Linked DNA regions of Homo sapiens: region 2 is linked to region 1. A link is an interaction called in ENCODE POLR2A ChIA-PET data of the cell type or tissue named here. Cell type or tissue: GM12878. All regions are shown on one strand. Links, peaks and the distances in the headings refer to the core of each region. The heading gives the core; the rest is flanking DNA. Region 1 has its middle 12 kb from the start of RETN. Region 2 overlaps CAMSAP3 (calmodulin regulated spectrin associated protein family member 3).

Region 1 (15,786 bases), core at 6,516-11,515:
AGGTGGGAGGATCATTTGAGCCTGGGAGGCAGAGGTTGCAGTGAGCCAAGACCGTGCCAGTGCACTCCAGCCTTGGGTGACAAAAGCGAGACCTCCATCTCAAAAACAAAACTATAATCCCAGCACTTTGAGAGGCTGAGGCAGGTGGATCACCTGAGGTCAGGAGTTCAAGACAAGCCTGGCCAACATGGTGAAACCTTGTCTCTACTAAAAATACAAAAATTAGCCAGGTGTGGTGGTGGACACCTGTGGTACCAGCTACTTGGGAGGCTGAGGCAGGAGAATTACACTACGCCTCCTTCGGGAGGCGGAGGTTGTAGTGAGCTGAGATCGCACCGTTGCACTCCAGCCTGGGCAACAGAGCAAGACTCTGTCTCAAAGCAAACACATTTATAGTCTTCTGTTTCTAGAGACTGGAAGTCCAAGATGAAGATGTCCACAGGTGTGACTCCTTCTGAAGCTTCTCTCCTTTCCTTGTAGACAGCTGTGTTTTCCCTGTGTGTTCACACAGTCTCCTCCCCCCGCCCCAGTGCATGTCTGTGTCCTAATCTGCTCTTCTTACAAGGAAACTGGTCATGTTGGATTAGGGCCCACGCATATGACCTCATTTTTACTTAATTATTTCTTTAAAGATTCTATCTCCAAGTATAGTCACTTTCTGAGGCAGTTGCGGGGCAGGACTTCAGCATAGACATTTGTGGAGAGGACACAGTTCAGCCCATAGCACTCAAGTGAGGTGTGAATCTCACAGCACCAATAGAACAGGAGAGGCCGGGCGAGGTAGCTTACACCTGTAATCCCAGTGCTTTGGGAGGCCTAGGTGGGAGGATCGCTTGGGCCCAGGAGTTTGAGACCAGCCTGGGCGGCATAACACGATCCTATCTCTACAAAAAAATTTTAAAATTAAATTTTTTTAAAATTTTTTTATGGGCATGGTGTCTTGCACCTGGGGTCCAGTTTACTCAGGAGACTGAGGTGGGAGATCGCTTGAGGCTAGGAGTTTAAGACCAGCCTGGGCAACATAGCAAGACCCCATCTCTACAAAAAATAAGAAAAATTAGTCAGGCACGTGATGGCACACGCCTGTAGTCCCAGCTGCTCAGGACTTTCAGGTGGAAGGATTGCTTGAGCCCGGGAGGTTGAGACTGCAATGAGCTATGATCATGCCACTGCACTCCAGCCTGGGTGGCAAGGTGACACCCTATCTCAAAAAAAAAAAAAAAAAAGAAAAAGGAAAAGAAACCTCTCTGGGGCACAGATATACAGCCAGCCACATGAGTAATCTGAGGCAAAAGGGGCTGTGGGAGCCCATATCACATCTAATCCACCCAGACTGGGGGCAATCAGGGAAGGCTTCCTAGAGGAGGCAGCATTTGCATAGAGAATGAAAATGAAGGGGGCGAAGGGAAGGGAGGGGAGGGCAGAGCAGAAGCCAAGGCCAGAGAATGCAGGAGGCCCCTGAGGAGCTGGAGGGGAGGGTACTGACCTGCAACCCAATCTGAGAACCACGTGGAGGTTCTGGTGAGGCCATGGTGAGGGTTTTGGTCCCTGCTGAGGCCATAGGACATCATAGACAGGGTCTGAGTTGGGACAGGTAGGGACCCATGTCTCATGTTGGCAGTGAAATTCTCACTGCTGGAGTGGGTGCCTGGGGAGGGGGCAGAGGGTGGGGAAGCATCCTCTTCAGAGGTAGAGCCTCTCTTACCGCCTGTGCTCAAGCGATCCTCCCACCTCAGCCTCCTGAGTAGCTGGGACCATGAGTGCACATCACCAAGCCCAGTTAATCTTTTAATTTTTTGTAGAGACTGGGTCTGGCTATGTTGCCCAGGCTGGTCTCCTGGGCTCAAGCGATCTGCCCACCTCGGCCTCCCAAAGTACTGGGATGACAGGCGTGAGCCACCGTGCCCGGCCTCTCTCCTGATTTTGAGGTCACAGATCCTTTTGAGAATTCAGGGAAATCTAAGGACACTCATCCCAGAAAAACTGCACACACAATTTGCAGGTGGGGGCTAAGGAAAATGCAGCCCCCTCTGATTCAGCAGTTCCACAATTAGGATTTATCGGAATCTCCCACCAGGGCAGGGAGATGGATGAGGAGAGTTGTGAAGGGGATGAGGTGTGGGGAAGAAAGTGGGTCGGCTGTGGACCCCTGGGGTCCGCCTGCCCTGGATATGCCTTTGCAGGGCCTCAGCAGGGACGCGTTTTAACTTACGGGAGGTGCAGGGAGTGGGAGGGAGGTGGTTTTAATGTTTAAAACTTAAGCTCAAGGTCGGGCACAGTGGCTCACGCCTGCAATCCCAGCACTTTGGGAGGGCGAGGTGGGAGGATTGCTTGAGGCCAGGAGTTTGAGGCCAGCCTGGGCAACATAGCAAATTCCTAAATATATGTATTTTTGAGACAAGGTCTCACTCTGTTGCCCAGGCTGGAGTGCAGTGGTGCGATCTCGATTCACTGTAACCTCTGCCTCCTGGGTTCAAGCGATTCTCCTGCCTCAGCCTCCCAAAAAGCTGGGATCACAGACGTGCGACACCATGCCCAGCGAATTTTTGTACTTTTAGTAGAGATGGGGTTTTGCCATGTTGGCCAGGCTGGTCTCTAACTCCTGGGCTGAAGACCTCCCACCTCAGCCTCCCAAAATGCAGGAATTAGAGGTGTGAGCCACTGTGCCCAGCCAATCTCTACAATACTCTTTTTATTTTATTTTATATTATATTATATTTATTTATTTATTTATTTTTTGGAGATGGAGTCTCGCTCCGTCGCCCAGGCTGGAGTGCAGTGGCATGATCTCAGCTCACTGCAACCTCCGCCTCCCCGGTTCAACCGATTCTTCTGTCTCAGCCTCCCGAGTAGCTGGGACTACAGGTGCGTGCCACCACGCCCAGCTAATTTTTGTATTTTTAGTAGAGACGGGGTTTCACCATGTTGGCCGGGATGGTCTCGAACTCCTGACGCCGTGATCCACCTGCCTTGGCCTCCCAAAGTGCTGGGATTACAGGAGTGAGCCACCGCGCCCGGCCAATACTCGTTTTAATAAAAATTTTAAAATGTATTCACGCCTAACTGGGTAGTTACTTGATACAATAAATGATCTTTTCTAGATTAAGAAAAAAGAAAAAAAAACATTTAAACTCAATTTCCTGGGAAGCCGCAGTTTTGCGCCGGGAGTGGCTTGTGTAGGCACGCGCTGCGAACGCCAGGGGGCGCTGCGGCGCAATTTCCCGGTTTCTTTGATCTTCCGCGTCTGTAACTGGAGATGAGGTGACCCGAATTAGACACGACGGGGAAGTAGGTCAGGGGTTATTCCGTGGTTCTCAGCGGAGACAAAAGTCTGTTGCTTAAACCGCCTCTGCCTCTGCTCCTTACTTATACCCAGGTGATGCAATGTCTTCACACTAAAGGCAAATATTGAGTCTACAAATATTTATGTGTCCCTGTGGGCGGCGGCAGCTGACAATATCGGGTCCTAACGAGCACGAAGTCAAGCTCCCTCTGCACGCTTTATGCAGATCCTCAAAACCCTCCTGTGAGGATCGCTGGAGCCTAGGAGTTCGAGGCTGCAGTGAGCTATGATTGTGCCTCTGCCCTCCAGCCTGGGTGAGAAAGCGAGAAGTTGTGTTAAAAACAAAAAAAAAGTTGGGGGGCCGGGCGCGGTGGCTCACGTCTGTAATCCCAGCACTTTGGGAGGCCGAGGCGGGCGGATCACGAGGTCAGGAGTTCAAGACCAGTCTAGCCAACATGGTGAAACCCTGTCTCTACTAAAAATACAAAAATTAGCCGGGCGTGGTGGTGGGCGCCTGTAATCCCAGCTACTCGGGAGGCTGAGGCAGGAGAATCGCTTGAAACCGGAAGGCAGAGGTTGCAGTGAGCCATCATGCCACTGCACTCCAGCCTGGGCAACAAGAGCGAAACCCTGTCTCAAAAAAAAAAAAAAAATTATCCTTTGAGATCCCTTCCCCCAAGTCCATTTCCCATCTCATGGTGAACCTGGCTGCTGTTCTTCAAACACACCACACTGTCCCTGCCCCAGAACCTTTGCACCTGCTATTCCCATCATCCGCAATGCTGTGCCTTGCAAGCTATTGTACTCCTTCCTCCTTCCCTTCCCCAGCTGGGAGAGGCCCCTGCTTTACTTCCTTGTGGTATCCCCACTTAGGGTGCTTTCTTTCTGGTTCTCTTCTGGTACCGAGGAATGATCCTCATTCTGGATTTGGCAGGTTGCTTCCTCTCTCCCCATCCCTGCCCCAATGTTTACCCTATAAATGGCTTAGAACCACATGCTCTATTGGAATAAGGGTCAGTTGCAGCCAGAATAATATCATGCTGGTAGGGCCGGGTACTTCCTGGTACATCACATCAGGGGGTCCATAACGTCATGTCACTACGATTGATGGGTGGGTTTGGGGAATGTCCCTGGTCCCCAGTAACTCTCCACATAAAGATGTTAACAGGAGCTGGGCCCAGTGGCTCACGCCTGTAGTTCCCAGCACTTTGGGAGGCCAAGGCAGGAGGATCACTTAGGCCCAGGAGTTTGAGACCAGCCTGGGCAACATAGCAAAACCCTGTCTCTACTAAAAATAAAATAAAGACCGGGCACGGTGGCTCATACCTGTAATCCCAGCACTTTGGGAGGCTGAGATGGGCGGATCACTTGAGGTCAGGAGTTCAAGACCAGCCTGGCCAACATGATGAAACCCCGTCTCTACCAAAAAACCAAAAATTAACCAGGCGTGGTGGTGCACACCTGTTATCCCAGCTACTCAGGAAGCTGAGGTAGGAGAATAACTTGAATCCAGGAGGCGGAGGTTGCAGTGAGCTGAGATCATGCCATTGCACTCCAGCCTGGGTGACAGAGTAAGACTCTGTCTCAAAAAATAAATAAATAAAATACAACAAAATAAAATAATTAGCCAGATGTGGCAGCAATTGCTTGTAGTCCCAGCTACATGGGAGGCTGAGGTGGGAAGATCACTTGAGTCCAAGAGGTTGAGGCTGCACTGAGTTATGATCTCGGCACTGCACTCCAGTTTGGGCGATAGAGTGAGACCCTGTCTCATAAAAAATAAAAATAAAAAAGGAAAGAAAAGAAAAAAAGTCATTAGCAGCCATCAATTTTGTTGTTGTTATTGTTTGTTTGTTTGTTTTTGAGATAGAGTTTCGCTCTTGTTGCCCAGGCTGGAGTGCAGTGATGCAATCTTGGCTCACTGCAATCTCCACCTCCAGGGTTCAATCAATTCTCCTGCCTCAGCCTCCCAAGAAGCTGGGACTACAAGCATGAGCCACCATGCCAGGCTAATTTTTGTATTTTTAGTAGAGACGGGGTCTCACCATGGTGGCCAAGCTGGTCTTGAACTCCTGACCTCAAATGATTCACCTGCCTCATCCTCCTAAAGTGCTGGGATTACAGGCATCAGCCACCGTGCCTGGCCCGCCATCCATTTTTGATTCATTACTCTCTTGAGGATTATGTCCAACTTTATCATTCCTGCTACTGGAATTAGCTGTGGTTCTTCTGAAAAAGGCTTTCTGCTTCCCTCCGGAACTAGCTGGTTTGTACAGAAAGTGACAACGTGATACATTGACTTATGTATTATTTGTGGAATGCCTTGAGGCAAGCGGTTACATGAGCTCAGCAGAAGAGCCTGGAATGGGCACAGCCCTGAGGGTCACGTGTGGCTCCCTTGGAAGCATCTAGGGAGCACCCAGGAACGATTGGCTGCCATAGTAATTACTATCTAATTTATTAGATATAGTAAAAATAAATTTATTACTAATTATCACTAACGATTCTGATTACTGGGTGAGAACAATGGTGATCTCATGTATTTATGTGCATTACAGGGTGAGAGTTCTCCTTCCTGTGGCGTGCAGGAGATTCTAGAATAGAAACTCATTGAAAGAGTGAGAGGAAAACATTTGTGATCTTGAACCTGTTCCGCTTAAAAATACATGAGGGAGGCCGAGTGCGGTGGCTCACGCCTGTAATCCCAGCACTTTGGGAGGCCGAGTTGGGTGGATCACCTGAGGTCAGGAATTCGAGACCAGCCTGGCCAACACGGTGAAACCTCGTCACTACTAAAAATACAAAAATTAGCCAGGCATGGTGGCGGGCACCTGTAATCCCAGCTACTCGGGAGGCTGAGGCAGGAGAATCACTTGAACCCAGGGAGTGGAGGTTGCAGTGGGCCGAGATCATGCCACTGCACTCCAGCCTGGGTGGTACAGCAAGACTCTGTCTCAAAATAAGTAAATAGATAAATCGATTAATAAAAAATACATGAGAGGACGGGTGCAGTGGCTCATGCTGGTAATCCCAGCACTCTGGGAGGCCGAGGTGAAAGGATCATCTAAAGCTGGGAGTTTGAGACCAGCCTGGGCAATATAGCAAGACCCCTGCCTCTACAAAAAATGTAGCTGCACCTGGTGGCACACACCCAGCTACTTGGGAGGCTGAGGCAGGAAGATCACTTGAGTCTGGGAGGTGGAGGCTACAGTGAGCTGTGATTGCACCACTGCACTCCAGCCTGGGTGACAGAGCAAGACCTCATCTCCAAAAAAAACACAAATAACAAAAACGTGAGGGTCCAGAGAAATTAAAGCTGCGGGCTGGGCCAGCAGCAGTGGTGGTGGGATGGTGAAGCCAGCGACCCTAGCAGAGAAATCGGGGACAAAGGAATCAGTGCTGGAGACCTGCAGAGGAGGCGTCCTGGACCCAGACAGGAAAAGGAGGTGATGTAACTCAACGAAGCAAGGAAATCTCGTGGAAATGAGTAAGGTGACAAAGAGAGGCCACCCAGGGGGAGACCCAGACATTGAGGGTAGCTTCCCTTTTATTTTCTGTAAAGTTGCTCAAAAACCTTAAAACACAGTTGACCAACAGCTGCTGCCAAGAACATTGTGAAAAGGTTTCTGGGTAAGGAAATGGCCCTGCGAATGGGAAGGTTCCGCTCTGGTGGGATCAGAGATGAGGTGTCCAGGGCTGGGATAGGCAGGCCAGGATAGCAAAGCCCTGGCAGACAGAGGCTCCATTTTGGGTGTCCTTCATTCCCTTCTTTTTTTTTTGAGGCGGAGTCTCGCCCTGTTACCTAGGCTGGAGTGCAGTGGCGCGATCTCGGCTCGCTGCAGCCTCTGCCTCCCGGGTTCAAGTGATTCTCCTGCCTCAGCCTCCCAAGCAGCTGGCATTACAGGCATGTGCCACCACGCCCGGCTAATTTTTGTATTTTTAGCAGAGACAGGCTTTTTCCATGTTGCCTAGGCAAATCTCGAACTCCTAATCAAGCAGTCCACCCGCCCTCAGCCTCCTTCATTCACTTCTGAGATGATTCAGTTTCTGTCTCTGTTGGCAGCTGGGAAAGTTCTGAAAAAAGAATGAAGAGCAGTCCAGGCGTGGTGGCTCGCAACTGTAATCCCAGCACTTTGGGAGGCTGAGGTGGGCAGATCACCTGAGCTTGGGAGTTGGAGACCAGCCTGACCAAAAAGGTGAAACCTCACCTCTACTAAAAATACAAAAATTAGCTGGAAATGGTGGTGGATGTCTGTAATCCCAGCTACTCAGGAGGCTGAGGCAGGAGAATCGCTTGAGCCTGGGAGGCAGAGGTTGCAGTGAGCTGAGATTGTCCCACTGCCCTGCAGCTTGGGTGACAGAGTGAGACTCTGTCTCAAAAAAAAAAAAAAGAAAAAGAAAAAGTAAAGACAATGGCATCAGACAAATTCTGGCTCTGAAATCTAGGCTAGCTGGCCTGGTGACTTTTTTTTTTTTTTTTTCATAGAGATGGGGTCTTGCTATGTTGCCCAGGCCGGGTTTTGAATTTTTGGCCTCAAGCCATCCTCCTGCCTCAGCTTCCCAAAGTGCTGGGAATATAGGTGCCCCACTTTTTTTTTTTTTTTTTGAGACAGAGTCTCATTCTGTCACCCAGGCTGGAGTGCAGTGGCGCAATCTTGGCTCACTGCAAACTCCACCTCCCAGATTCAAGCGATTCTCCCACCTCAGCCTCCCGAGTAGCTGGGATTACAGGTGCCCACCATCACACCCAGCTAAGTTTTGTACTTTTGGTAGAGACAGGGTTTCACCATATTGGCCAGGTTGGCCTCGAACTCCTGACGCCAGATGATCTGCCCGCCTCGGCCTCCCAAAGTGCTAGGATTACAGACATAAGCCACCGTGCCCTGCCCTTTTTTTTTTTTTTTTAAGAGTCTCTGTCTGTCACTTAGGCTGGAGTGCAGTGGTGCAATCATAGCTCACTGCAGCCACAAACTCCCGGGCTGAAGCAATAGATCCTCCCCCTTCGGCCTCCTAAGTAGTGGCTGGGATTACACGGGCATGCCACCACACCCAGCTAATTTTTAAAAAGTTTTTGTAAAGACGGGGGTTTTCCTGTGTTGCCCAGGCTGAACTCAAACTCTTGAGCTCAACGGATCCTCCTGCCTTGGTCTCCCAAGGAGCTGGGATTATAGGCGTGAGCCACTGTGCCTGGCCCTGGTGACCTTTTGACAGTAGCCCCGCCTTCCCCAGCGTGGGTTTTGCCCTCTGTAATGTTGCGTAGGGCTGTTGCGATCACAGAAGGTGGTGGAGTGTGAGTACTTCTGGGGTACTTGCCGGAGGCTGGGGATTTGTGGAGGTGTGTGGCTCAGTTTTATTCCAGGAAACCGTGGCCAGACGGGCCTGTCAGCACCTTCCCTTTCATCTACAGTTCCTCAATTGGGGGGGTGTGAGTTGTTTCATAAGCCCCTCCCCCTCATTTCTTGCAGGAAAGTGGTAATGCAAAGAAACTTTTATTTTATCCACATCTATATTCTTTGTAACCTTTTAAAATAAGATACTTGGCCTGGCGCCTGTAACCCCAGCATTTTGGCAGGCTGAGGCAGGCAGATCACTTGAGTTCAGGAGTTCAAGACCAGCCTGGCCAACAGGGTGAAACCCCACCTCTACTAAAAATACAAAAATAAGCTGGGCACGGTGGCGCACGCCTGTAATCCCAGCACTTTTGGAGGCCAAGGCGGGCAGATCACCTGAGTTCGAGAGTTTGACACCAGCCTGACCAACGTGGAGAAACCCCCGTCTCTAATAAAAATACAAAGTTAGCCGGGCGTGGTGGCGCACGCCTGTGATCCCAGCTACTCGGGAGGCTGAGGCATGAGAATTGCTTGCACTCGGGAGGTGGAGGTTGCAGTGAGCCGAGAGGGTTAGGGTTAGGGTTCAGGAGGAAGGAAAAACCTAGGGTGTTTAGCCCCGGAAATCTCTCTTTTGATGTTCACTGCCTCGAGGTTCTTGCTACCTCTTGCTCCAAGTCACAGCCTGGCCCCAGCAGGTCATGCCAGAGCCCCCAGCCTGTCCTCTGCCAAGCGGTGGTCCTGGCAGCTGCTTAGACTCCCACTCCGAAGCTGGATCATCTGTAGATGGGAAGTGTTTGCATAAATGGGGCCAAGGAGTGCTCTCCAGCTCTTTGGTAAAGAAGCCTGACAGCCGCCAAGGCTTTTACTTTTATTTTCCATCCTTCACCCGGGAGGGGAAGCAAGTATCACTGTGTTCTGATTTGGCAGAGCCACCTGTCATTGCAACTTGTCACCAGGGCAACAAGTCACCATCTTAGTAAGGCAGCCAATGAGAAGCATGGGTTTCCTCTGGTGGTCGGTTTCACAGAACGGCAACAGTTTCTAGGCATCCGAGTGATACCAGAACTCTTTGTTCAAATAAGGCTTCAAGGACAGATGTATAGTGACAGAGAGGAGAACAAGCTGGTAGCAATTATGAATTTTCACAAGGAAAACTAGTTGTGGGGAGCAGAAAAATCCTCTCTGTGGCTTCAGGAACAAAGAGGCCATTTCCCTTGGGTCTTTAGGAAACCCCTTTTTTCCAACTATAATTTATTTTATTATTATTTTTTGAGATGGAGTTTCGCTCTTGTTGCCCAGGTTGGAGCACAATGGTGCGATCTCGGCTCACTGCAACCTCTGCCTCCCGGGTTCAAGCGATTCTCCTGTCTTAGCCTCCCGATTAGCTGGGATTACAGGCGTCTGCCACAATGTCCGGCTGATTTTTGTATTTTTAGTTGAGACAGGGTTTCAGCATGTTGGCCAGGCTGGTCTGGAACTCCTGACCTCAGGTGAACTTCCCCCCTCGGCCTCCCAAAGTGCTGGGTTACAGGCGTGAGCCACCGTGCCCAGCCCAGCGATAATTTAAATTACAAGTATTTGGCCCGGCATTAGTGGTGCATGCCTGTAATCTCTGCACTTTGGGAGGTCAAAGACCAAGGATCCTGGCAACATATGAGACCCTGTCTCTACAAAGAAGAATCAATTTTTTCAATTAACTGTGGGTGGTGGTGGGTGCCTGTAGTCCTAGCTACTCAGGAGGCTGAGGCAGGAGGATCGCTTGAGCCCAGGAGTTGGAGGATGCAGTGAGCTCTGATGGCACCACTGCACCCCGGCGTGGGAGATCGAGACAGAGTGAGACGCCATCTCTAAAAAATAATAATAAATAAATAAATACGTATTTGGTGGTGATGGTTACAAGATCGTGTGCAGAATTTTAGTGTATATAAATGCCACCTTAATAAAAACTGATTTTTAGAAAATAATTCTTGGGAAAACCAAAACGTGCAGCAGGCAGGTAGACACATTTGTCAAAATGCATCAAACTCAGTAACAGCAGACCAAAGACTGCCTGTTCTCACTTATAAGTGGGATCTAAACTTCAGGTACTCATGGACATAAAGGTGGCAATAATGAACAGTGGGGATTGCCAGGGAGGGGTGAGGAAAAGGGGCATGAGGGTTGAAAATCTAACTGTTGAGTGCTGTGCTCACCATCTGGGTGACAGAGTCGCTCATACCCCAAACCTCAGCATCATGCAATATACTCAGGTAGGAGACTGGCACAGGTATCCCCTGAATCTAAAATAAAAGTTGATAAAGAGGGTCCCGGGCGCGGCGGCTCACAACTGTAATCCCAGCACTTTGGGAGGCCAAGGCGGGCAGGTCGCTTTGAGGCCAGGAGTTCGAGACCAGCCTGGGCAACATGGTGAAACCCCGTCTCCACTAAAAATACAAAAATTAGATGGGCGTGGTGGCGGGCACCTGTAATCCCAGCTACTTGGGAGGCTGATGCAGGAGAATCGCTTGAACCCGGGAGGCGGAGGTTGCAGTGAGCTGAGGTCGCACCGCTGCACTCCAGTTTGGGCAACAGAGCGAGACTCCGTCTCAAAAAAATGAAAAAATAAATAAAAGTTGATAAAGAGGGCTGGCCATGGTGGCTTATGCCTGTAATTCCAGCACTTTGGGAGGCCAAGGCAGGCAGATCACTTGAGGCCAGGAGTTTGAGACCAGCCTGGGCAACATGGTGAAACCCCATCTCTATGAAAAATACAAAAATTAGTTGGGCGTGGTGGTGTGTGCCTGTGGTCCCAGCACTTTGGGAGGCCGAAGTGGGTGGATCACTTGAGGTCAAGAGTTCGAGACCAACCTGGCCAACATGGAGAAACCCTGTCTCTACTAAAAATACAAAAATTAGCTGGGTGTAGTGGCGCGTGCCTGTGGTCCCACCTACTCAGGAGGCTGAGGCAGGAGAATTGCTTGAACCCGAGAGGCGAAGGTTGCAGTGAGCCGAGATTGTGCCACTGCACGCCAACCTGGGCAACAGAGTGAGACCCTGTCTCAAAAAAAAAAAAAAATTTAAAAAGTTGAAAAAGAAAAACAATGCATGAAACCAAACACATAAGATAGGCACATTCTACTGTATGTAAATTACACATCAACAAAATGGATTTTTCAAAAATCACTGTTTCTGGGATTTTATTAGATAGCATTTGGTACAAAATTGAGGTCAGTAGAGCTCAGTTTTACTGGTAGAAATCAGAGGAAGTTAAAGGATTTTATGTTTTAGAAGAGAATTAAGGGGCATATTGCCTTTTCCTGCTACTGAACCAAGAGTTTTCAAACTGGGTCCCTAGGGAACCCTAGAGGTTCCATGCCTACCCTGCTTTCTCCTCAATCTGTCATCACAGCTGCCCACTCCTTTTGTGTCGTTCAAAAGGTTTTACCCGAAGAGTTCTGAGAACAAAGGGTTTGAAAATCAGAGCTCTCAAAAAATGATTTTTCTTTTTCTTCTTTTTTTTTGAGACGGGATCTTGCTTTGTTGTCCAGGCTGGAGTGCAGTGATGCCATCATAGCTCATTGCAGTCTCAGCCTTCCTGGGCTCAAGTGATCCTCACACCCCAGCCTCCTCAGTAGCTGGGACTACCAGCATGGACCACCACACCCAGCTAATTTTTTTCCATTGATTGATTGATTGATTGATTGAGACCAAGGCTCACTCTGTCGCCCAGGCTGGAGTGCAGTGGTGCAATCTCAGCTCACTGCAACCTCCACCTCCTGGGTTCAAGTGATTTTCCTGCCTCAGCCTCCCGAGTAGCTGGGATTACAGGTGCCCGCCACCACGCCCATCTAATTTTTGTATTTTTAGTAGAGACGGGGTTTCGCCATGTTGGCCAGGCTGGTCTCGAACTCCTGACCTCAGGTGATCTGCCCACCTTGGCCTCCCAAAGTGCTGGGATTACAGGCGTGAACCACTGCGCCCGGCTTTTTCCCTTTTATCTTTGTAGAGATGGGGTCTTGTTATGTTGTCCAGGCTGGTCTCAAGCTCCTGGCCTCAAGCGATCCTCCTGCCTCAGCCTCCCAAAGCACAAGGATGACAGGCGTGAGCCACTGCACCTGGCAATAACATGGTTTCTGTCTCTTTTCAAGCTACCCTTTGTCCAGGGTGTGTCAAAGAGTAGCTCAAGAAGAGACAGAAGTCATGTCTTCAAGGAGGCAGGATGAGCTGGGACTTGAGCATGGGGAAATATCTGGACAAAAACGGACTTGAAAGTTCCTGCTAGGACCAGAAGAGACAGGGAGCCTGTGGAATTCACTTTTCCCCTCTAGATCCCCTGTCCCACAAATTTGCTTTCAGTTCCTCTAAATACACACACTCCATTCTGCCTCAGGTCCTTGGAACATGCAGTCCTCTCCCTCCACCCAGAAGGCCCTCCCTAACTGCCTCTCCTGGTTAACCCTTCTGCATCCTCCACCCTCCCTTCAAACATCTTTTCCTCCCCCCAAAATACTTTCTGGATTCCCCCATGTGGGGTTGATTTTTAGGTCAGAGGTTCTCACGGAAAAGGGTTCCTCTCCTTGGGAGATGGAAGGGTCCTTGAGGCTGATGGCTGATTGAGCATTCTATTGGTGTTTTTTGTTGTTGTTTTTTTGTTTTCTTTTTTTTAGAGATGGGGTCTTGCTCTGTTGTCCAGGCTGGAGTGCAGTGGTGCGATCATAGCTCACTGCAGTCTCCAACTCCTGGACTCAAGCGGTACTTCTGTCTCAGCCTCCTGAGTAGCTGGGACTACAGGAAGCCACCACCATCCCTGCCTAATGTTTTCTTACGTTTTGTACAGAGGGAGGGTCTCACTGTGTTGGCCAGGCTGGTCTTGAACTCCTGGGCTCAAGTGATCCACCCACCTCGGTCTCCTAAAGCACTGGGATTACAGGTGTGAGCCATGGCGCCCGGACTTTTTTTTTTTTTTTTGAGATGGAGTTTTGCTTTTTGTTGCCCAGGCTGGAAAGCAATGGCACAACCTTGGCTCACCACAACCTCCGCCTCCCGGGTTCAAGCAATTCTCCTGCCTCAGCCTCCCGAGTAACTAGGATTACAGCTACCCACCTGGTGTGCCACCACGCCTGGCTAATTTTGTGTTTTTAGTAGAAAAGGGGTTTCTCCATGTTGGTCACGCTGGTCTCGAACTCCCGACCTCAGGTGATCCACCCGCCTCGGCCTCCCAAAAGGCTGGGATTACAAGCATGAGCCACCGCGCCTGGCCCATTGCCCGGCCTTTTTATTGCTGTTCTGTTGGTGTCTGCCTTTCCCTGACTGACAAGGGCCAACTCGTCCCGGGCAAGGGCAGCATCCCTCTGCTTCTTAGTGTATGCATGGTGTTTAACACAGCATATGGAACATAATAGTTGCTCAATAAATATTGCCTGCGCTTTGAACCTGTGTGCACCGTTGCATTTACACAGGGCTTTAATACACATGCATCATGTTGATTGAAATATAAATACATAGAGAAAATTGTGCAAATGAGAGTTACAGCTGAAAACTTTTACAAAATTCCCCCCTCACTAGGGGCCTTCCTGGTATGCTTTTATCACCACTATCTCTGATTCCCCAGGACTCTTCCATCGTCATTTCCGACAGCATAAATTAGTTTTGTTTGTATTTCATTTATTATTATTATCATTATTGTGAGACGGAGTCTCTCTCTGTTGCCCAGGCTGGAGTGCAGTAGCATGATTTCAGCTCACTGCAACCTCCACCTCTTGGTTCAAGCGATTCTCCTCCCTCAGCATCCCGAGTAGCTGGGATTACAGGCACCTGCCGCTACACCTGGCTAATTTTTGTATTTTTAGGTATTTTTTTTTTTTTTTGAGACGGAGTCTTGCTCTGTCGCCCAGGCTGGAGTGCAGTGGCGCCATCTCGGCTCACTGCAAGCTCCGCCTCCCGGGTTCACACCGTTCTCCTGCCTCAGCCTCCCGAGGAGCTGGGACTGCAGGTGCCTGCCACCACGCCCGGCTAATTTTTTTGGATTTTTAGTAGAGATGGGGTTTCACCGTGTTAGCCAGGATGGTCTTGATCTCCTGACCTTGTGATCCGCCTGCCTTGGCCTCCCAAAGTGCTGGGATTACAGGCAGGAGCCACCGCGCCCGGCCCCCTTTTTTTTTAATAAATGGATTTGTATGGTATGTTCTTTTTGGGGTCTGGCTTCTATGCTAACATATGTTCGTGAGAATCAGCCACATGGTTGGGTGTAGCTGTAATCCATGGACAGTTGTCTCATTCTCACTCATCACCACATACCAGGGGTACAAAAAAATGTTTTCTGTAACGAGTCAGATAGTAAACATTCTCAGCTTTGGGGGCCCTACTGTCCAACCACTCTACAGCTGCTGAGCTCTGCCATGGACATGTGATAGCAGTCACTGATGATATATTAAAAAATGGGGCCAGGTGCAGTGGCTCATGCCTATAGTCTCAGCACTCTGGGAGGCCAAGGCGGGCGGATCACTTGAGATCAGGAGATCGAAGCCAGCCTGGCTAACATGGCGAAATCCCATCTCTACTAAAAATACAAAAATTAGCCGGACATGGTGGCGCACCTGCCTATAATCCCAGCTACTCGGGAGGCTGAGGCAGGAGAATCGCTTTAACCCGGGAGGCAGAGGTTGCGGTGAGCCAAGGTCGTGCCACTGCACTCCAGCCTGGGTGACAAGAGCGAGTCTCCCTCTCAAAAAAAAGGGGGTAGCAAACTGTGTGTGTGTGTTTGTAGGGACAGGATCTCACTATGTTGCTCAGGCTGCCCTCAAACTCCTGGGCTCAAACAATCCTCCTGCTTTGGTCTCTCAAGTAGCTAGGATGACAGGTGCCTGCCACTGAGCTTGGCAATTTTTTTTTTTTTTGAGACAGAGTTTCGCTCTTGTTGCCCAGGCTGGAGTGCAAGGGCACCATCTTGACTCACTGCAACCTCCACCTCCCGGGTTCAAGCAATTCTCCTGCCTCGGCCTCTCAAGTAGCTGGGATTACAGTCGCGTGCCACCACACCCGGCTAATTTTGTATTGTAAGTAGTGATGGGGTTTCACCACATTGGCCAGGCTGGTCTTGAACTCCTGACCTCAGGTGATCCACCCGCCTTAGCCTCCCAAAGTGCTGTGATTACAGGCATGAGCCACCGCACCCAGCTGACAATGTTTTAAGAA
Region 2 (13,217 bases), core at 1,788-6,787, 55 kb before region 1:
GGCACAGGTGTGAGAAGGCTGTGCAGAAATAAAAGCAGAACACAAGCTTGGAGATTAGATAAGAAAGGGTTCCAAGCCTGGCCAACACGATGAATCCCCGTCTCTACTAAAAATCCAAAAATTAGCCGGGAATGATGGCACACGTCTGTAGTCCCAGCTACTTGGGAGGCTGAGGCAGGAGAATTGTTGAACCTGTGAGGCGGAGGTTGCAGTGAGCCGAGATTGCACCACTGCACTCCAGCCTGGGTGAAAGAGAGAGACTCTGTCTCAAAAAACAAAGGGTTCCATGTTAAACACATTTGGAAAACACCCCATGCAGTTCTTTATGCCTTCAGAACAGATGTGTGATGTGTGAGGGAAACTCAAGTTCATGTTGGACATTTTTATCCTGGACAAGTTATCTCAGCTCTCCAGGCCTTGGTTTTCTCATCTGTACAAGGGGTATAATAATAAGTGTCGTAAGGATTAAATGACTGGATGCAGGGAAGGTCATGGTATAAATAAATGGTTGGGTGTGGTGGCATGGGCTTGTAGTCCCAGCTACTCAGGAGGCTGAGGCAGGAGGATTGCCTGAGCCCAGGAGTTCCAGGGTACAGTCAGCTATGATCACGCCACTGCACTCCAGCCTGGGCAACAGAGTGAGATCCTGTCTCAATCAGCCTTCCATCCATCCATCCACCCATCCATCTACCCACTCATCCATCCATCCACCCACCCATTCATTCATCCATCCATCCACCCACCCACCTACCCACTGCACTCATCCATCCACCCACCCACCCCACTCATCCATCCACCCACCCCACTCATCCATCCACCCACGCACTCATCCATCCACCCATCCATCCACCCACTCATCCATCCATCCACCCATCCATCCACCCATTCATTCATCCATCCATCCATCCACCCACCTACCCACTGCACTCATCCATCCACCCACCCACCCACCCACCCCACTCATCCATCCACCCACGCACTCATCCATCCACCCATCCATCCACCCACTCATCCATCCTTCCACCCACCCATTCATTCATCCATCCATCCATCCATCCATCCATCCATCCACCCACCCACCTACTCACCGCACTCATCCATCCACCCACCCCACTCATCCATCCACCCACCCACCCACCCCACTCATCCATCCACCCACCCCACTCATCCATCCACCCACGCACTCATCCACCCACACACTCATCCATCCACCCACCCCACTCATCCATCCAACCACGCACTCATCCATCCACCCACTCATCCACCCGCCCATCCATCCACCCGCCCATCCATCCACCCACCCACCCACCCATCCACCCACCCACCTACCCACCCACACACTCTCCCACCCACCCATCCACCTATCCACCCATCCATCCACCCACCCATCCACCCATCCATCCATCCACCCACCCACCAACTCATCCACCTACCCACCCACCCACTCATCCACCCACCCACCCATCCACCCATCCATCCACCCGCCCACTCATCCATCCACCCGCCCACTCATCCATCCACCCGCCCACTCATCCATCCACCCGCCCATCCATCCATCCACCCACCCATCCATCCACCTACCCACACTCCCACCCAGCCATCCACCCACCCACCCTCCCACCCATCCACCCACCCACCCTCCCACCCATCCACCCACCCACCCATCTACCCATCCGTCCGTCCATCCACCCACCCACCCATCTATCCTTCCACCCACCCACCCACCCACTCATCCATCCACCCATCCACCCACCCACTCATCCATCCACCCACCCACCCACTCTCCCACCCTCGCACCCACCCACCAACTCATCCACCCACCCACCCACTCATCCACCCACCCACCCATCCACCCATCCGTCCACCCGCCCACTCATCCATGCACCCGCCGACTCATCCATCCACCCGCCCATCCATCCATCCACCCACCCACCCACCCCCTCATCCATCCACCCACCCTCCCACCGTCCCACCCATCCACCTATCCACCCATCCACCCACCCACTCGTCTACCCATCCATCCATCCACCCACCCACCCCCCATCCATCCACCCACACACCCACCCACTCATCCATCCACCAACCCACCCACTCATCCACTCATCCATCCACCCACCCACTTATCCATCCACCCACCCACTCATCCACTCATCCATCCACCCACCCACTCATCCATCCACCCACCCATCCACCCACCCTTCCATCCACCCATCCATCCACCCACCCACCCATCCTCCCACCCTTCCACCCACCCACCCATCCACTTATCCACCCATCCACCCACCCACCCATCTACCCATCCATCTATCTGTCCATCCACCTACCCATTCATCCATCCATCCATCCACCCACCCATTCATCCATTTATCCATCCATCCATCCATCCACCCACCCATTCATCCATTTATCCATCCATCCATCCATTCACCCACCCATTCATCCATTTATCCATCCATCCATCCATCCATCCTAGCTATGTTGTAGACCTGTGCTATTCAATATGGTGGCCACCAGCCAGATGTGGCTACTGAGTCACTTGAAATGTGGTTGATCAGAACCAAGATGTGCTGTAAATGTAAAATATACTCAGGGTTCCAAAGACTTGGTCCAAAAACAAACAACAAAAACCAGTGTAAAATATCTTATGAATAATATTTTTATGTTGATTACATGTTAAAATAAGAGTGGGATATGTCTTGGGTCAATGAAATATATTACTAAATTCTTATTGTTTCTACATATGTAATGTGGCTTCTAGGAAACTTGACGGCTCATTGGGCTCACATTATACGCATTATATTTCTTTTTTTTTTCTTTTTGAGACAGCATCTTGCTCTGTGGCCCAGGCTGGAGTGCCGGGGCACAATCTCGGCTCACCACAGCCTCCGTCTCCTGGGTTCAAGTGATTCTCGTGCCTCAGCCTCCTGAGTAGCTGGGATTACAGACATGCGCCACCACGCCCAGCTAATTTTTGTATTTTTAGTAGAGGTGGGGTTTCACCATGTTGGCCAGTCTGGGCACATTGTATTTCTATCAGACAGCAGTGTTCTGCTGTAAATAATGCTCAGTAAACATTTTAGCCAGGTGTGGTAGCACATGCCTGTAGTCCCAGCTACTCAGGAGGCTGAGGTGGGAGGGTCCCTTGAACTCAGGAGTTCAAGACCAGCCTGAGCAACATAGTGAGACCCCATCTCTAAAATAAAATAAAATAAAATAAAATAAAATAAAATAAAATAAATGAATAAATAAAATAAAAAGAAAGTGGGGCCAGGTGTGGTGGCTCATGCCTGTAATCCCAGCACTTTGGGAGGCTAAGGTGGGTGGGTTGCTTGAGGTCAGGGTTTGAGACCAGCCTGGTCAACGTGGTGAAACCCCATCTCTACTAAAAATACAAAAAGTAGCCGGGCATGGTGGTGCACGCCTGTAGTCCCAGCTACTTGGGAGGCTGAAGCAGGAGAATAGCTTGAACTTGGGAAGCAGAGGTCGCAGTGAGCCGAGATGGCACCACTGCACTCCAGCCTGGGTGACAGAGCAAGATTGTCTCAAAAAAAAAAGGAAAGAAAAATAGAATAAGTTTATAGTATAAGGCAGTGGTTCTCAACTGGTGATGATTTTGACACTTAATTGACATTTGGCAGTGTCTGGGGACATTTGTGGTTGTCATTACTTGGGAGGAATGTACTACTGACGTCTAGTAAATACAGACCAGAGATTTTGCTAAACATCTCACAGTGTACAGGACAGGACAGCATCCCCTGAATACAAAGAATTTTCCAGCCCCAAGTACCAATGAACCAAGGTGGAAGAACATCGGTGTATAATAAGTGTCTGATAAATGTCAGTGTAGCCCTAGCTTAAGGTTTTGGTGTTTTTTGTTTCTTGTTTTTCATCTTAAAGGCCCTGAAAAGTCCTGTAGGAAAGAAACACGTGTGATTTTGCTGGTGGGAGCAAGACGTGCCCAAGGCCGGGGCTGGGGAGGTAGAGAGGAGGGTTTGGATTTGGGAGATATCAGGAAGTTGAAAGCCAAGGACGCATTAAATGTGGGGTGAGGGCGTAAAGAAAGGGAGGGAGGGTGATTTCTCACTGCCTTGGGGGCAGGGAGGAGGGGAGGTGTGGGTGAGATGTTGAGAATTGTGGGAGATGCCCAGGGTGCAGTGGGGCCCGTGGCAGCCGCTGTTGCAGTCTTCAGGTGGCCCTGGAAGCCGTCACGGGGTAGGGTGGCCTGGGGTGGGGGTGGGGCATGTCCATTTACAAGGAGACGCCTGTGGGAGGAAGGTTTCTGGAAGAAGGAGGCACTGGGCACAGAGCCCAGGCGAGATACGGGCCCACAGATATGCTTTGGAGGTCCCTGCTGGCCTTGGGGAGACCGGAAGCCATGAGGGCAGCATCGAGCTCAGGGAAATTGAGGGAGAGGTGGAGGGGGGCTGGGAGGGCAGGGAGGAAGTGAGCCTGAAATACCTCTTCTTTCAAGGAGCCAAGATGAGAGGGGCAAAAAGAAGGTCCAAGTCTACATGCGGGTGGCGCGTTAAGTGGGACGGTCCAGTGTGGTTTTAGAAGGTGGGAAAGGAGCCAGGACAGGGAGGGACAGAAGGCAGCCAAGAGTGCCTGGGTCCTCACAGGTGGAGAAGTCCCGTTCAAATATGTTCTGAAGCACTAGAACCCCTTACCCTGTTCTTTCTTTTCTTTTTTTTTCTTTCTTTCTTTTTTTTTTTTTTAAGACAGAGGCTTGCTCTATCACCCAGGCTGGAGTGCAGTGGCGCAATCTCAGCTGGCTGCAACCTCTGCCTCCCAGATTTAAGCGATTCTCCGGCCTCGGCTTCCCGAGTAGCTGGGATTATAGGCGTGTGCCACCATGCCCAGCTCATTTTTGTATTTTTAGTAGAGATGGGGTTTCACCATGTTGACAAGGCTGGTCTTGAACTCCTGACCTTAAAAGATCTGCCTACCTTGTTTTCCCAAAGTGCTGGGATTACAGGCATGAGTCACTGCACCCGGCCCCCACCCCGTTCTTTCAAACACACACACAGAACCCCAATATACAAAACAAGTCTGGGCACAGTGGCTTACCCCTATAATCCCAGCACTTTGGGAAGCCAAGGCAGGTGGATCACTTGAGGCCAGGAAATTCGAAACCAGCCTGAGCAACATGGTGAGGCTTCCATCTTTATAAAAAAATTTAAAAATTGGCTGGGTGTGGTGGCACGTGCCTGCGGTCCCAGCTACTCAGGAGGCTGAGGCAGGGAGGATCCCTTGAGCCCAGAGTTCAGGTTGCAGTGAGCCATGATCGTGCCACTGCACTCCAGCAAAAACTCAAACAAACAGAGAAGGCTGTGCAGGCTGGGCGTGGTGGCTCACGCCTGTAATCCCAGCACTTTGGGAGGCCAAGGTGAGCAGATCGCTTGAGGTCAGGAGTTCAAGACCAGCCTGGCCAAAATGGTGATAACCCTGTTTCTACAACATACAAAAATTAGCCGGGTATGGCAGCATCGCACCTGTAATCCCAGCTACTTGGGAGTCTGAGGCAGGAGAATCATTCGAGCCCGGGAGGCAGAGGTTGCAGTGAGCCAAGATTGCACCACTGCCCTCCAGCCTGGGCGACAGAGAGACTCTTATCTCCAAAAAACCGCAAAAGCTGTGCAGATTAGAACAAGAGCTGGACAGATTCCCTGCTGTTGATTTCAGTCACCTCTTCCCCGACCCCTGCCAAGCCTTCCTGGCCTTCTCCTCTCCACTCTTGGTCCTACGTGGATTTCTGCCCCCAGCCCACTGTCCACCTGGGGCTTCCTCACGCCTCTTCCCATTGTCCTATTTAGGGACCTCAGGCTGTCTCTATGATGTGACCTCACCATCTCTCTAAGCCCCAGCCTTTCACATAATCTGCCTCAAGGATGTCCTCAAAGCCCCTCACATTCAATTTCACCCCTTCACCTCCCATTCCTCCTGCACCCAAGCTCAGTCATTACCCCTCTCTTCCCTCTTCCCCCTCAGACCCAGCAAGGTCCTGGCTACCTCCCTCTCTGTCCCTTGCCTCCTCCCTTCAATCACCAGGTTTACATCACTCAACTCCCTCGATGTGCCTGTGGTGTGCCCACCTCCCCTGCTCGCCTGTGTGCCCCCCACTCATCCCCCCCTGCCTGCAAGCTAAGAGAGGGCGTCCAGTTTGCTGGGTCTAACCCCAGTCCTGGTGTTGAAGAGTTATTTGGCCTGGGGCAAGGGACTTTCCTTCTCTGTGCCTCAGTTTCCTCCTCTGTAACATGGGGGTTGCCAATTGGGCCCTGGCTGCCTCCTAGCGTTGATGTAAGGCTCAGTGAGTCTACATTGGCAAGAGCAGGAAGGCTCTTAGGATTGCCGATGTTATTGTCTTTCCTGGGACCTACAAGAGCCAGTCCAGCTGGCCTGGTATTGGGGGTAGCCTCCCCTCCTTTCCACTCTAAGTGCCCATCAGCTCCCTGAGGCACCGTGTTCTCTCCCACCTGCTGGGCTTTGCATCTGCAGGCCCCTCTGCCTACAACGCCATCACCCCTTCCTCCAGCAAACTCCTGCACATCTGCACTCTCAGCCCAGATCCCCTTTCTCCTTTCCCAATGCCATCCTCCCTGGTCCAGACACACTCTTAATCCGGGCCATGTGGTGTGTGTGTGTGTGTGTGTGTGTGTGTGTTGTATCTGGTGACCCTGACCCCCGTGTTTCCCCTCTATGCCCCCACAGAGCACGTGCCCCCGGAGCTGTGGGAGCCCTTCTATACCGACCAGTACGCGCAGGAGCATGTGAAGCCCCCGGTGACACGGCTGCTGCTCTCAGCCGAGCTCTACTGCAGAGCCTGGCGCCAGGCACTGCCACAGCTTGAAACACCCCCCAACCCCTCTGCACTGCTGGCCCTGCTGGCGCGGAGGGGCACAGTGCCTGCTTTGCCCGAGCGCCCGGTGCGCGAGGCCGACCTGAGGCACCAGCCCATTCTCATGGTAGGCCCCGCCACTGCCTGTTAGACCACGCCTACCATGCTCAGCTCCTCCCCTCAAGCTCCTCCCGCCAGTCCTGGCTCCTCCCAAGTTCCCTCTATCAGTCTTGGCTCCTTTCAAGCTTTGTCGATTAAGCCTAGCTCCTCCCATCAGGCTTGGCTCCTCCCCCAGGTTCCTCCCACCAGGCCTGGCTCCTCCCCTCAAGCGCTATTAAGCCTAGTTCCTCCCACGAGGTCTGGCTCCTCCCCTCAAGCGCTATCCATTAAGCCTAGCTCCTATCAGTCTTGGCTCCTTCCCTTAAGCTATGTCCATCAAACCTAGCTCCTCCTATCATCAGTCTTGGCTCTGTCCCTTAAGCTCTGTCCATCAAACCTAGCTCCTCCCACCAGTCCAGGCTCCTCCCCTCAAGCTCTGTTCATTAAGCCTAGCTCTTCCCCCCAGCCCTGGCTCCTCCCCTCAAGCTCTTCCCATCAAGCCTGGCCCCTCCCATCAAACCCAGCTCCCCAAAAAGGCGCTACTCTGGCCCTTGAGGATTTGTGTACACAGCCCACCCTATCCTAACGCCTAGCATCTGACCTCAAAGTCCCACCCATCGTGCGTGGCTTTTCCGGGACCCCATTTCTTGTTCCTTCCCTTAAGGCCCCACCCATGAACCACTGGCCCCGCCCCCTCAAGCCCCACCCCCCCCGTCAAGTCCCTCCCATCTGCAGGTTCTTCCTTTTCCCAGGCCCTTGGGGGCCGAGGTGCGCCTCCTGCAGCTCTCAGGTCTCACCCTCTAGCGCTTGCCCCCACAGGGAGCCCACCTAGCTGTCATTGATGCCCTCATGGCTGCCTTTGCCTTCGAGTGGACAAAGACCCTGCCAGGTCCCTTGGCCCTGACCAGCTTGGAGCACAAGCTGCTTTTCTGGGTGGACACGGTAGGTGGGGTTGGGCCTGGGGTGGGTTCGGGGACCAGCATCGTCCAGTGGCCAGACCACTGACCCCCTCCCTGCCCTCCAGACCGTCCGGCGGCTGCAGGAGAAGACCGAGCAGGAAGCGGCCCAGCGAGCCTCTCCAGCAGCCCCTGCAGACGGGGCGGCCCCGGCGCAGCCCTCGGTGAGGCCAGGGCATAGAACCGTCAGAAGGATGGGGGACCGGAGATCTGGGAGGGCAGGGCTGTGCTTCCTGGACACTCCTGAAGTGGGGAGGGGGCTAGAGGTGACACACTCTCTCTTTCTTCCCCCCTCTCTCAATCTCTCTGTGCCCTGCCCGTCCCCTGTGCCGGTACCCGCTGCCCTCCTCTCTGCCTCTCTGGCCTCAGTGCCCTACGCGCTGGTACTGGAAGCTGGTTCCTGTAAGTGGGGCTGTCTGTCCGCCCCGTCTGCCTGCCCTGCTTGTAGCTCTGTCTGTCTGTATGTCTGTTTCTGCCTGCCTGTCTGCGCGCCCTCTCATACCTCCCCAAGCTGTGAGCAAAGGAGGTTGGACCCCAGTCCTGGGAGACAGGGAGAACCCCTCTGTGAACCAAGAGAAGGGTAGAATCTCGGCCATTAACTGAGAGGGCAGACCCCTCCCCCAGCGAACTGATGGGTGGGGACGAACTTCCCCTCCCGTTATTCAGAAGGGCAAGCCCTCCCCGTTCCCATTAATGAAGAGGGTGGGACCCCCTGAACCTGTCCCCCTTAGCCGAGGTGGGGAGACCACATAAATTTCTGAAGGGGGGACCTGCAGCCCATCACAAACGTGGATCCTGACCCTAGCAGGCAGGGCACCCTCTGGCCAAGGGGAAGACCCTCCAATGCAGAAGAAGATAGAATAACTTTCCTAACTGAGACCCCCAGCTTCCCTAGAGAAAAATCCCAGCTTTGAAAAGGAGGAGGAGGCCCATCCCTGAAGCTGGAAGTTGAAATTTCTCTCTTCCCTGAATGAGCTGTGTGACCTTGCAGAAGTATCTAAACCTCTCTGTGCTTCATATAAATTACTCCCATAGTAGATAAACAAGGAGGAAGTGGGGGAGGTTTTGGGCTGGCTGGCGTCCCCACCTTTGCTCACTCCTTCCCCCACCCTGGGGCCTGGGTTGGGAGGTTCCCTTCCTGCCTACCCGCTTCCTCTGCATCCTCTCCCCAAGCTGGGGGCCTGGGTCTTTTGTGGGAGGAGGATTCCCCGCATAAGAGGGGGTTCCTACTCTGTGGGGTCCCTTGGGGCTGGGAGGAGCTGGGGTTCGCGAAGCCGGCCAGAGCAGTCAGGGAGCTGGACGGCCGGGGCTCAGGACCAGGGTCAGGGCTACCCCCTCCCCCCCAAGGTGGGCTTGGGGGCCCAGCAGGTCAGCACCCCTCCCCCTTGCTGATGGCTGCTCCTCTCCCCCCAGCACGCAATTGCCTTCTGTTTGAAGGAGTCGGGGAGCAAACCCCCCATGGTAATGTATCCCCCGCCCCGGGGTCCCAGGAGTCCCTGTCCCCAGCCCCCGCTGCTGGCCTGGCTGCTCGAAGACATCTCCTCTGCCTCTTGCTGCTGCCCCTCCCCTGCTCCAGGCTGGCCCCCCAACTCTGTCTCTGGGACCCCCAGCTTCCCGCCCCCTCATGGCGGAAACCCCAGGCCTCCCTGCCCAGCCTGCATGACCGCTGACCCTGGGGGCCAGCCTGGCCACTCACCTGACCTGGCTCCCATCTGCAGATCCGATACCGCAAGGACCGTGTGGTGGCGCGACGTGCCCCCTGCTTCCCGACGGTGACCAGCCTCCAGGACCTGGCCAGTGGGGCCGCGCTGGCCGCCACCATCCACTGCTATTGTCCCCAGCTGCTTCGACTTGAGGGTGAGTAAATGGATGTGGAACAGATCTTGTGCCGGGGAGCTGGGCATCCTAAGTCCCAGCCCCTAGACCCTCCATCCCCAGGTCCGCGAGACCAGCAACGATGCAGTGGTCATGAGGGCAGCTTCCGGAACTGGCAGGCCTGAGTTTGTGTCTCTCTCTTCCCCAATGAGCTTTGTGACCTCACACAAGTATATAAACCTCTCTGTGCTTCCAGGAGTTCATTCCTGCAGCAGATGAAACGTATGGAGTGTGGACTGTGTGCCAGACCTTGTTTTAGGCACTGGGGATCCAGCCAGAATAGAGACACACTCCCCACTTCACAGACGGCTCTAGCTGGGAGAGAAAGATACTAAGTTTATCCAAAAGTACTTTTTTTTTTTTTTTTTTGAGACGGGAGTCTTGCTCTGTTGCCCAGGCTGGAGTGTAATGGCATGATCTCGGCTCACTGCAACCTCCACCTCCCAGGTTCAAGCCATTCTCCTGCCTCAGCCTCCTGAGTAGCTGGGACTACAGCCACACGCCACCACGCCTGGCTAATTTTTGTATTTTTAGTAGAGACGGGTTTCACCGTGTTGGCCAGGCTGGTGTCGAATTCCTGACCTCAAGTGATCTGCCTACCTTGGCCTCCCTAAGTGCTGGGATTGCAAGTGTGAACCACTGCACCCGGCCCAGAAGTACTTTTTGCATACTGGGTAGTCCTAAAGGCAATGGGTGGTCAGAAAAAGCTTTTTTTAAAAAAACTCTTTTTTCTTTTTTATTAAAAAAAAAATTATAGGGCTGGGTGTGGTGGCTCACGCCTGTAATCCCAGCAGTTTGGGAGGCCGAGGCGGGTGGATCACGAGGTCACGAGTTCAAGACCAGCCTGGCCAGGATGGTGAAACCGTCTCTACTAAAAATACAGAAATTAGCCGGGTGCGGTGGCGGGCGCCTGTAATCCCAGCTACACAGGAGGCTGAGGCAGGAGAATCGCTTGAACCCAGGAAGTGGAGGTTGCAGTGAGTCAAGACCATGCCATTGCACTCTAGCCTGGGCAACAGAGCGAGACTCCATCTCAAAAAAAAAAAAAAAAAAGTATAAAATAGAGATGGGGTCTTGCTATGTTGCCCAAGCTGGTCTTGAATCCCTGGGCTCAAACATCCTCCCACCTCAGCCTCCCCAAGTGCTAAGATTACAGGTGTGAGCCACCACACCTGGCCCGGAAAAGCTTTTTGAGCTGAGGTCTTGGGGGAGAGTGTTCTAGAAAGATGCAAAGGCCTAAGGCAATAGTCACCAACTTTTTGGCTCCAGGGACCGGTTTTGTGGAAGACAATTTTTCCACAGATGGAGGCAGGGAGGTGGTCTTGGGATAATTCAAGCACGTTAATCTTTATTATGTACTTTATATCTAATACGTTGTAACATAGAATGAAATAATTCTACAACTCATCATCATGGGGAACCAGTGGGAGCCCTGAGCTTGTTCCTGCAACTAGACGGTCCCAGCTGGGGGTGATGAGAGACAGTGACAGATCATCAGGCATTCGATTTTCATAAGGAGGGTGCAACCTAGATCCCTCACACGCCAGGTTCACAATAGGGTTCGCGCTCCTGTAAGAATCGAATGCCGCCGCTGATCTGACGGAAGCGGGGTTCGGGTGGTCCTGCAAGTGACGGGGAGCGGCTGTAAATACACTCACTGCAGCTCACCTGCTGTACGGTTCAGTTCCTGACAGGCCACGCCCCGGGGGTTAAGGACCCCCGGCCTAAGGACGGTCTATCATATAATTCACCTCGGCCGGGTACAGTGGCTCACGCCTGTAATCCCAGCACTTTGGGTGGCTGAGGCGGCCGGATCATGAAGTCAGGAGATCGAGACCATCCTGGCTAACACGGTGAAACCCCATCTCTACTAAAACCACAAAAAATTAGCCTGGTGTTGTGGCACACTCCTGTAATCCCAGCTACTCAGGAGGCTGAGGTGGGAGAATCACTTGAACCCGGGAGGCAGAGGTTGCAGTGAGCTGGGATTGCGCCACTGCACTACAGCCTGGGTGACAGAGCGAGACTCCATCTCAAAAAAAAAAAAAAAAGAATTCACCTCTCGAAGGGCACCTGGCAGAAGCTGGGCTCATAGGAGGTCTTCCGTGTGTGGGGGACTGCTGGTCCCTGGCTTCCCTGGGGCCCCATCCTCCTCCTCATAGAGTTGGGGACCCACTCCTCCTGTCCCCACAGAGGTGTGCTTGAAGGACCCCATGTCTGTGGCGGACAGCCTGTACAACCTCCAGCTCGTGCAGGATTTCTGTGCCTCTCGCCTTCCTCGTGGCTGCCCCCTGTCCCTTGAGGACTTGCTGTACGTCCCACCGCCACTCAAGGTAAGGCCATCCTGGGGCCTCCTGGGCCGAGGCGGGCATCTGGGGCCAGGGGTCCCGTCTGCTGACCCGGCCTCCCACCTCCAGGTCAACTTGGTGGTGATGCTGGCCGAGTTGTTCATGTGTTTTGAGGTGCTCAAGCCCGACTTTGTGCAAGTGAAGGACTTGCCCGATGGTCACGGTGAGGCCCTGGGGGCCTGGGGGCCGGGTCGGGGGCGGGTGGGAGAGCCAAACCCCCGCCTGACCCTCTTCTCTGTACTGCAGCTGCCTCCCCCCGGGGCACTGAGGCCTCCCCACCTCAGAACAACAGCGGCAGTAGGTACGCTCCCCACACTGGGCGAGTCTCTGGCATTGTGGGTGTGGGGCTCCATGTCTGCCTTGCTGAGCACTGGGACGCAGCTGGGTGATGCTGTTGTCTCCCCCCGGGGAGAGGCGGAGGAGGAGGTGGGGGTCCTGAGGCTGAAGTACGTCTCTCCGTACAGTTCTCCTGTCTTCACCTTCCGCCACCCGCTTCTGTCATCTGGTGGCCCCCAGTCCCCACTCCGAGGATCCACAGGTGAGGAGGGGGTAGGTGGCTTCTGTCACGGGGGACCCCCCCACTCACAGACTGCCCCAGTGGGCCTCATGTTGTCTCCTCGTGAGCCTTCCAATAGCCTCTCCATCAGATCCCCCTTGGGCATCCCAAAGTGACCCCCAGAATGGCCTCCCCAGTGGCCCCACAGTACCCCGTAGTGACAGTAAATGGCCCCGGGTATCTGTTTCTGGAAACCTCTGGTCTCACTAGACCACATAATGAGCCATCAGTGACTCACCCAATGACCTTGCAGAGGTTGTCCCCAGATGCTGGCTGACCCCACTCAGGGTTCCCAGGGTCCCCATAGTGACCACTCATCGCCTCCCCCAGGCTCCCTGAAGTCTTCCCCGTCCATGTCCCATATGGAGGCCCTGGGCAAGGCCTGGAACCGGCAGCTCAGGTGAGTAGACCTCACAGGCCAGGGTAGGGGGTGGAGCAGGCTAGGGCGGGTTGGGGCCGAGGCTGGTCCCAGGGGCTGACCCCTCCCTCCGGCCGCCCAGCCGTCCCCTCTCCCAGGCTGTGTCATTCAGCACCCCCTTTGGCCTGGA

The links. ChIA-PET counts read pairs that join two places held together with the same protein. Peaks named below come from ENCODE experiments on the same cell type or tissue, not always from the same donor. Only the 100,000 strongest peaks of a DNase experiment are listed, where the experiment ranks them.
Region 2: POLR2A ChIA-PET joins it to region 1 with 6 read pairs; 7 of 35 experiments call an interaction of 5 or more read pairs at or near these places.

The regions. Positions count from the first base shown.
Region 1 is chr19:7,648,996-7,664,781 of GRCh38, forward strand. No RefSeq gene overlaps it. Among named protein-coding and RNA genes, the nearest start is that of RETN, 12 kb to the right of the region's middle. RefSeq lists an enhancer at 9,157-9,276. In GM12878, for the core only: no CTCF peak of the experiment used is centred there; a DNase peak (open chromatin) is centred at 9,576; H3K4me3 peaks cover 546 bases; H3K27ac peaks cover 949 bases.
Region 2 is chr19:7,598,518-7,611,734 of GRCh38, forward strand. It overlaps CAMSAP3 (calmodulin regulated spectrin associated protein family member 3), which reads left to right. Exons shown (of 17, transcript NM_020902.2): 2 at 6,709-6,962; 3 at 7,754-7,876; 4 at 7,959-8,054; 5 at 9,609-9,747; 6 at 11,959-12,098; 7 at 12,183-12,276; 8 at 12,360-12,414; 9 at 12,578-12,651; 10 at 13,000-13,069; 11 at 13,170-13,217. Among named protein-coding and RNA genes, the nearest start is that of CAMSAP3, 9.3 kb to the left of the region's middle. RefSeq lists enhancers at 6,374-6,875, 6,876-7,375, 6,926-7,220. In GM12878, for the core only: no CTCF peak of the experiment used is centred there; no DNase peak of the experiment used is centred there.